2 separate regions of the Homo sapiens genome follow, and region 1 is linked to region 2. Evidence: read pairs that join two places in POLR2A ChIA-PET (ENCODE). Cell type or tissue: MCF 10A. All regions are shown on one strand. Each heading gives the region's core, and the rest is flanking DNA. Links, peaks and the distances in the headings are about the cores only. Region 1 overlaps PARVA (parvin alpha). Region 2 overlaps TEAD1 (TEA domain transcription factor 1).

Region 1 (4,396 bases), core at 259-4,258, 410 kb before region 2:
GTTAATTTTTTAATTTTTGGTAGAGACAGGGTCTCACTTCATTGCCCAGACTGGTCTTGAACTCCTCGCCTCAAACAGTCCTCCCACCTCTGCCTCCCTGGGATTATAGGCATGAGCCACCATGCCTGGCTCAAAGTTTTAAAAGAAGTACTAACCCTTTAGCCCTTTAGCAGTGAGAAATAGGGAGAACAAACCCCTCCCCGAGGCCTGCATTTGCAGCACCCTCAATAAGTTGCACGTTGGTAAATGTTTAACAACCAGCTTTCCAGTAAAAAGTGTGTGTACAAATGCATATATAAGTTAATTATAAACTTCACTGATATAAAGGATGTATAGCACACAGTTTACAAATAATAATAAAATATCAACACTGTTTATTGTAAATTCCATATAGCCAATCCATTCTCACAGAATACTTTTGATACTTTGAGCTCTTGTAGCCATAGCTAACCTATGGTTAGCCATGATTTGATGCGTGGAATTTCATCAGTCCACTAACCTTTTCCCAATAAATTTATTGTCATTAAATCTGACATGTGATCACTAAACTATTTTTCATCTTTGTATCTATTAACCCATTTATGCCGGTGGTTGCAAATTTTTTTGTGAAAAATCAGACCTTGGCGATGACCTTGAGCAGTAGGATATAAATAACTCCCACAAGCTTAGCGTTCCAATAATGGAACACTAGGCATAACTGGGATAAACTGAAACCTCTTTCAGCTTCAGTACTGAGTATAACTTCATTCACCAATGGCATGAGCACCTTCTTTGCTGATCGTATAACAGTTTTAAATACTGGAAGAATATTTTCCTTTTTTTAATGTTATTCATGATATAATGACTACAGACACTTTTAAATTTTACAGACTCCCTTTAAGTTTAATCTGCATCATTGACATTCCTTCATCATTTTCTTAAGTCTAGATAATCAACAGAATGAGAAATCAAACCCTGATTTGCAATGTTGGTTGATTTCCAAGAAGTAAATACCCCCACTAGGGCCAATTTTGTGGTATCCCTGAACATGGAATTGGGAAGAGCAGCACACCATTGTGTAGTAGTACTTCTGCCATATAGATGCAGAACATCATCTCAAGAACGTAGATCATCAATATAAGTGATGAGTTGTGAGTATTACCTTTCTCAGTATAATTTACTTAATTGCAACTTTGTATTTTAAATTTTAATAATAACTGTATTTAACAACTGGCTCCCTGAATCCCTGAAAATTTAACATTTGAGAGCTGGTAGGAGCCAGTTCCAACACACCCATTGCCCTCTTTCCTAACGAGGGTAAAAGTCTCCTCTTTGGGTGAGTGAGTACCTTTCGTCACCTTGCCCCTCCTGGACACACAGGTCTTTGTTGCTCACACTGCCTCCAGCAGAAAACCCACACACAGAGGCTCCTTTCTTTCCTGAATCTCATACCAAGATGCTGTGGGGGGTTTGACATGGATCTTGCCTAAGCCTTATTACTCACATGAATCATGACGTTTAATGCATTTACTAAGACCTTTCCATCTCACCCTTATTTTCCCTTATATCTTAAAAAAAGGAATAAGAAAGAGGGCCCATGCCTGGCTATAATAGAGGATAGTTATAGACATATCACTTGGGCAGCTGTCAAATTAGTTACTCTAAAGTGTTCAAAAGTTCCCTCCTGATCTCACCTCCTAAAAGAAATCCAAACGTGCTTGACAGGGCGGAGAAGTCTAGGACTTTCTTTTCCCTCAACCATGCCACAACAACAAAGAGACACGATTCCTAATCGCAAAAGCACAAGCTTTTGTTTGTGCTAACCAGCAAAGCAAATGTTCGAGAAATTTGACAAAAACAAGCTCCTCCTGGCTCCACCCTCAGCCTTATTTTCCTTTCTTAAGCAATATCCCTTTCACACAGATGTGGACAGAGTGCCAACTGGAAGGCGGGAATAACCTGTCTGCCCCTGCTCCCAGGGCTGACTCACAGCAGTTTATTTTAGCAGTGGTTGATAAATAGCTGATCCCCCAATACCCCTGCCAGTGTTTCCCATCCTGTGTAGGCAGCCTTGTCCCCACTGGGGCCTGCCAGACCCTCCCATAATCTAGCAACAGCAAGTGCTTCCAGACCCTGCTGTGGTATCAGACTGGATAGTGCCTGGATGTTACGCATTGTTACATATCTGTCACCCCTGCGTCCATTCTTTCAATCTTGGCCTTGAGCCACTTAACACCCTGTGCATTCAGCCCCTGCCTGCAATCCAAACCAGGAGGCTCAGGCCCACCACGTGGCTGTGGGACCCATCTGATTTTTGGTTTTTCAATAGAGAAGAACTTAGCAGCTTAGAATGAGGCAAGAGTCTGCAGAACCCAAGGCCCCTTCTCTGAAGTTCTTGCCCCACATTTTCAGTCCTGACATGTTCCCAGATGGCTTCACTCATTCATTCCCACACCCTAGGTCTTTTAAATGGGTTAAAGGACCTGTGTGCTCTCACCTGACCTGAAAGGCCACCTGTCCCATGCTAGGGCCTAACCATCTATTGGACCATCTAAATGCAGACCCTGTGCTCAGCTGGGCCTTATGCCTGTATCTGCATGGCCCTGAGGCCAGTGCCACCATGGGCCCCCCACTCCCTGCCAACTTCCTTCACTCATGTTACTCTTTTTGCCACCATCAACACTTAGCCACACTGCCTTGCTTGCCCTTTGGGACTTTTTTCTCATCTCGTTCTGTGGCTTCTAAATCTAAGCAACCATTTGAATCTAGCAGTTGTTGGAAATTCCCAACTTTCTTACTCTGGCTGCAGCCTTGGTCCTCACAGAGGTGAGGATACTAGTTTACACTGGGGTTGCTTGTCCATTGAATCAGAATCATAAACGAAATGAAACTCCTTTCTCCAAAAGGGAAGAGCTCTGCAAAGGAGCTATAATATGCCCAATATCTGATTATAAAATCAAAATAAAATTCTTTTTACAATTAACGTAAAATTTTTCCTACTTTGCTTTGGGTTGGGAAATTACTACTATAGTTGAGTAGTGACTCTTTTTTCCTCATTTTCTTTCTCACCTGTCTCTTGAAAAATATTGCTCACACATGTTAAAGAATTTATATTAAAAGTGAATTCCAATAAAAGGCCTATTAAATTAGCCTGATTCATTAACTCTTTTTGAAAATAATGTGCATGTTTAGGACAGTAGTATCTTTCAGTTTTTATTTCATGAGATAAATGTGTTGGGAAATGGAGAGAGTACAAATAGATGTGAATGTCATTTTATCTAATTGAAGATGAATGCTGAATTTGGGAGCTGTAGAATTTAGTTTAACTTGCCTTGAAAGAGATTTATGATCATGGGATATGATGCTTTGTCTCCCAATGGCTCTGCCGTTAACCGTTCACCTCTTGTCTTTGTGAATCCAAAGAGGTAACTTGCAAGGTGGATGGGGCAAGAAACAAGGATGTTGAAGTTTGTTTGGCAAGTCAACAGAACCAAACCAAACCAAAAAATAACTGCTTATCTGGGCCTGTGCAAGTTAAAGTAATTTGACAAAGAACCACGTTCTGTCATGTGTACGTTATTTAGGCTCTTGCGTCATTTTTTTCTGTATCAAGATTTTCGAGAATATTTTAAAAAGTGGAGAGCTGTTCTAGCACAGTTGGTGCTGCATTGTTGAAGCCAGGCATAGCCATTGTATTTGAACCTGTTTTCTATCATGACCTCTGAAAATCCATTCCCAGAAAACTGATTGCTTAGGTCCTGTGGTTACACCCAAAGGAGATGGTGGCTAGAAATGAGGGCTCTGTCGTAGCCGTGGTACTGAAAGATGCTTCCTTGATGGAATGTTGCCAGACACGATTTAAAAAATTAAAAGGTATATTAAATTGAATTGTTTTGAATCGTTTTAATACCCATAGAAGAAGCTAGGAAAAGCTAGAGTTCTTAATGACCTATTTGAAGAATAAAATACACCCGAACCTCTAGGTCAAATGCTAAATTCCTTCTGCAGGTGGAAAGGCTGCACCTCACAAGGGAGGCCAAGTTTCATTTTTGCGACGACCTTACCCAGCTGAAACTTTCCCGGAATCTTTTATCATTAGCTCCCCACCCAAAGGATGAAAAACACCATCTGATTTACAGTTTTCCCATCTCTTATTTGAGTTTGCAACTTTCTTGGATAACAGATGGCCACAAAATGTGTAAGCCCAAATAAAAGCAAAGCATGGGCTTCACTGGTTCTTCACTGGTATCAGCTGCTTCTTAAAATTAAAATTATGTAAATGATACCTTAGTTTTAAGTGAGAGAATCAGCAATGAAGGAAGCAACCCCAGCACTTGAGAGTATTTCAGTTTGGGTTGTGTGGAAGGTTTGTTCTGTTTTGTTTTGTTTTTTGTTTTTTGTTTTTTTAAGCTTCTAA
Region 2 (4,396 bases), core at 111-4,110:
GGATTGCTAATTATAGTCAACTTGCTGTATATTAAAGCTCCAGAATGTATTTATTTTTGTGCCACCTTTCAGTTTCTGATTTCAGTCCCTGGAAAACCACCCATTCTTGTGCTGACTATTCCACCAACTAGTTTATCTGCCTTAGAGGTTATTTTGGTAAACTTTCACTGCATCACGGACTTAGCAGGGTAAAAGTCGGAGAGTAATGGTACATTTGTCATAACAAGAAAAAGCGGATCTATTTTTCTTTGGCAAAGATCACCTTTGGAAAGTGTTGTATTATGAAATGCAGAGTTAAATACAACTAACTCAGCTTTGATGTGTCCTTTGTTAACGTTCAGCCTCTAAGCGCAAGTTGATTAATGATGCACATCCCACAGTGACTTTTTCTCAAGCCCAGCAAACTCATATATACCCTAGTGTATAAAAGCAAACAACTTAATTAACTTACTCTTCATCCATAATTATCTTGAAATTAACTACTTATAATGTCCAAAAGTTTATGCTGCAAGCATATTTAAAAATCTGTTGAGAGTAAAAGGGACGGTATAATTGGTTACCCTCTTCCTTTCTTGCCCACTTAGCTATTAATATGAAAAGTAGCTACTCCCCTCATACTCTTTGGCTGTGTGCTTAAAATTATTATTATTTTAATTTCTGCAAACAAGAAAAGGGCTTTCTGTTATTTTTTCATTGAGCCCCTGCCCTGGGCCAGGCATCGGGTCCTCAGTAACGGACAGGGCAGTTTTGGCTACTGTTCTCAATGAGATTAGAGTCTCTTTGGAAGCTACAGATAGGTTATACTAGTCTGGTAGGGCTGCCATAATAGAATACTGGGTGGATTAAACAACAGAAATTAATTTTCTCCCAGTTCTGCAGCCTGGAAGCCCAAGAGATCAAGGTATTAACAGGTTTAGTTACTCCTGGTACCTCTCTCCTTGGCTTGTAGATGGCCGTCTTCTCATTGTGTCCTCACACGGCCTTTCCTTTGTGTTCACGCATCTCTGGTCTCTCTTTCTCTCCTTCTTCTTCCTTCTTCCTTCTTTCTCCCTTCTCCCTTCTCCCTTCTCCCTTCTCCTTCTCCTTCTTCTTCTCCTCCTCCTTCTTCTTCCTCCTCTTCCTCTTCTTCTTCCTTCTCTTCCTCTTCTTCCTTCTTTCTTCCTTCTTCTTTTTTTTTTTTTTGAGACTGAGTTTTGCCCTTGTTGCCCAGGCTAGAGTGCAATGGCGCGATCTCATCTCAGTGAAACCTCTGCCTCCAGAGTTCAAGCGATTCTCCTGCCTCAGCCTCCCAAGCAGCTGGTGCCTGCCACCACGCCCGCTAATTTTTTTGTATTTTTTTAGTAGAGACTGGTTTTCACCATGTTGGCCAGGCTGGTCTCGAACTCCTGACCTCAGATGATCTGCCCTCCTGGGACTCCCAAAGTGCTGGGATTACAGGTGTGAGCCACCGTGCCCAGCCTAATCTATGGGATTTTGAAGACAATACTGTCACTTAATGACTTACAACACATCCTCATGAGACCTAATAACAGAAGTTCTGGGTTCTGTGTTAATACGGGACTTCCTTTTGTGAAACTTGTAATACACTCAGGAGAAATGTGTGACAAATAGGATTCTACTTTTTAGGGGCATTTGGAGCACTGTATTGTCCTTGGGTAATAATGCTTAATGTGGACGATGCTACATGGCCTCCAAGAATATCCCTAGGCCCTTGATCCTTTAAGGGAGAAAACCAACCTTTACTTTTCGATTGTGTAATTGTGATCAGAATAGCCTCTGAGATATAAATTCCAAATATATCTGAATTGGTTTTCTTTAATTAAGAATACTTTTGGATTCAAATCATACTGGCAGCAAATTAAAGACATGTTTCATGTGTTTACTAAATGTTAATGATGGGATTACTTTGAAGATAAATTTTAACATTTTAAGTAAAACGTTCATGTAAAACAAAAGTTTATTATAGATTGGTTTTAAAATGAGCACTGCTTCAGAGTCAGGATATTCTTAGTAAACCCACAAGTGTTGTGGCCTTGTGCACGTCTTTTGGTTTCTTTTTGCTTTCATTTTGTCATCAGCAAAATTGAAATTGTTAGATGAAATTGTCTCTAAAGTGTTTTCTAGAGCCAAACATTTCTGATTCTCTAATATTAAAGTCTCTAAGAGAGTTTCTCTAAGCCCAGGCAGTACAGTTAAAAATATTTTCGTTGTTTGCTTGTTGGTTATAGAGTGATAATATTTTGCAATTAGGAAGCTTGGATGAGAAACCACACACGTGACATAAAATGGTTTCTCAACAGAAAATCTGTGCCGCTCAAACTGGGGAAACAGACTTATAAATTCCTTTTGACAAAAGACACGTCACCACACAAGCAAGTTAGGACAGAACTCTGAGCATTGTTTTTCATAGACTTGGGACAATTCCCAAATATTCTTTTTTCTCAAAACAATATTTTTCATTCCAATTTACTTATTAAAAAAAAAAACTGGGAGCCGGGCATGGTGGCTTACGCCTATAATCTTAGCACTTTGGGAGGCAGAGGCCAGTGGATCACCTGAGGTCAGGAGTTTGAGACCAGCCTGGCTAACATAGTGAAACACCGTCTCTACTAAAAATACAAAAATTAGCCGGGTGTGGTAATGCACGCCTGTAGTCCCAGCTGCTCGGGAGGCTGAGACAGGAGAATTGCTTGAACCTGGGAAGTGGAGGCTGCAGTGAGTCAAGAGCGTGACACTGTACTCCAGCCTCGGTGACAGAGTGAGATTCTGTCTCAAAACAAAACAAACAAACAAAAAACAAAGCTCTTTTTGAAGATCACGAGCTTCAGAAAGAAATACTGCATCCACTCTGTCCACATGTTTCTGGCCTGTCCATTCAGTTAACAGTTATTATGTCCCAGGTGCTAGGCTGTGTCCTGGGGACTGAGGTAACAGAAATTACAGGATAAAGCTCCTGCCGTGTAGTAGTACTTTAGGGAGTAGTAGAGATGTTGGTTGGGAAAGAAGTGATGCCAGAATGTGGCGGGGGTTATCAGAGCAGGTTCAGAACGTAAGGAGCACGACCAGGGAATCACTAACTTCGCGTAATGGAAGGGTTTGTTTCAGTTGGATATTAAAAGATGAATAGAAATTTGCAGGCAGCAACAAGAGTTGGCATTCTAGGTGTAGTAGGGGACTATATGATAGAAAGCCCACATTGAAGGTAATGTGGTAAGACTCATTAATCTAAGAAAGATCCTTCTGGTTGTAGCCTTAAGGAAGGGTGAGAGTGGGAACAGATGGAAAGTAAGGAAAACAGTTCGGAGGCAGCTTTAAGAGACCAGAAACGGGCCTGGCGCGGTGGTTCACGCCTGTAATCCAAGCACTTTGGGAGGCCGAGGCGGGTGAATCATGAGGTCAGGAGATCAAGACCATCCTGGCTAACATGGTGAAATCCCGTCTCTACTAAAAATACAAAAAATTAGCCAGGTGTGGTGGCGGGCGCCTGTAGTCCCAGCTACTTGGGAGGCTGAGGCAGAAGAATGGCGTGAACCCGGGAGGCGGAGCTTGCAGTGAGCCTGGATCGCGCCACTGCACTCCAGCCTGGGCGACAGAGCGAGACTCTGCCTCAAAAAAAAAAAAAAAAGAAAAAAAAAAGACCAGAAACGAAATCGGGCCAAGGCAAGAAGGGTGGAAGGTGGATGAGTCTGAGAGATGGATGTTTTCACTATGGAATGGTTGTGTAAGGATGGGGAGTCAGAAGAAGCCATGAGAAGCTTGTGAGAGTTAAGAGGCCATATTCAGTGTTGTGCTGGTAAATATAACCTCCTATAATTAAATTGTAAAGAGGTCAGTCCAAATTCATGTACTGGGGTTGATCGTTTCTGCGTAATAGTCTTTCACTTAACTTTTACTCATTTTCACTTTCACGAAATAAATGGCCGTGTCTTAGCCTGGGGGCCTAGGTCTGGGGTTCGGCTGTGTGCTCTTCCTGCAGTTTGGAAGTGCCGTCTATGTTAATAGATATTCCCAACTCTGCAGATCTTCTCTCGAGGCTGAAGGGGCCCCATTCCTATCAGAAGCCTCTCATTTTTCTCTGAGGTAGAAAAACTAAGGCATAGACTTCATAGGGAAGTTTATATGCAAATGGTGGCTTTCTGCACGGGCCCCTGTGAGTGGAGTGGGATGAGATACCCAGTGGCTTTCAGAGTTCTGGTGGATATTTGATTGCTCTCCATTGGTAGTAACTTTATTGCTTTTATAGGGAGAGTTGTACTGGAAATTTGCCCTCCCTGTCCTTCAGCTGGTTTGTTCCCAAGCCAGACCTGTCTGAAAATTGAAATGGAATACTTTTTCTCATCTCAAGTTATCAGTTGTAGCTGTCAGGAATTTGTTACTGTCTGCTAAAGCCTTTTAA

The links. Peaks named below come from ENCODE experiments on the same cell type or tissue, not always from the same donor. Only the 100,000 strongest peaks of a DNase experiment are listed, where the experiment ranks them.
Region 1: POLR2A ChIA-PET joins it to region 2 with 5 read pairs; 1 of 35 experiments calls an interaction of 5 or more read pairs at or near these places.

The regions. Positions count from the first base shown.
Region 1 is chr11:12,429,143-12,433,538 of GRCh38, forward strand. The region is part of intron 1 of PARVA (parvin alpha); the gene reads left to right. Among named protein-coding and RNA genes, the nearest start is that of PARVA, 54 kb to the left of the region's middle. In MCF 10A, for the core only: no CTCF peak of the experiment used is centred there; DNase peaks (open chromatin) are centred at 1,389 and 1,919.
Region 2 is chr11:12,836,638-12,841,033 of GRCh38, forward strand. All of the region lies in intron 3 of TEAD1 (TEA domain transcription factor 1), which reads left to right. Among named protein-coding and RNA genes, the nearest start is that of TEAD1-AS1, 84 kb to the right of the region's middle. In MCF 10A, for the core only: no CTCF peak of the experiment used is centred there; a DNase peak (open chromatin) is centred at 2,334.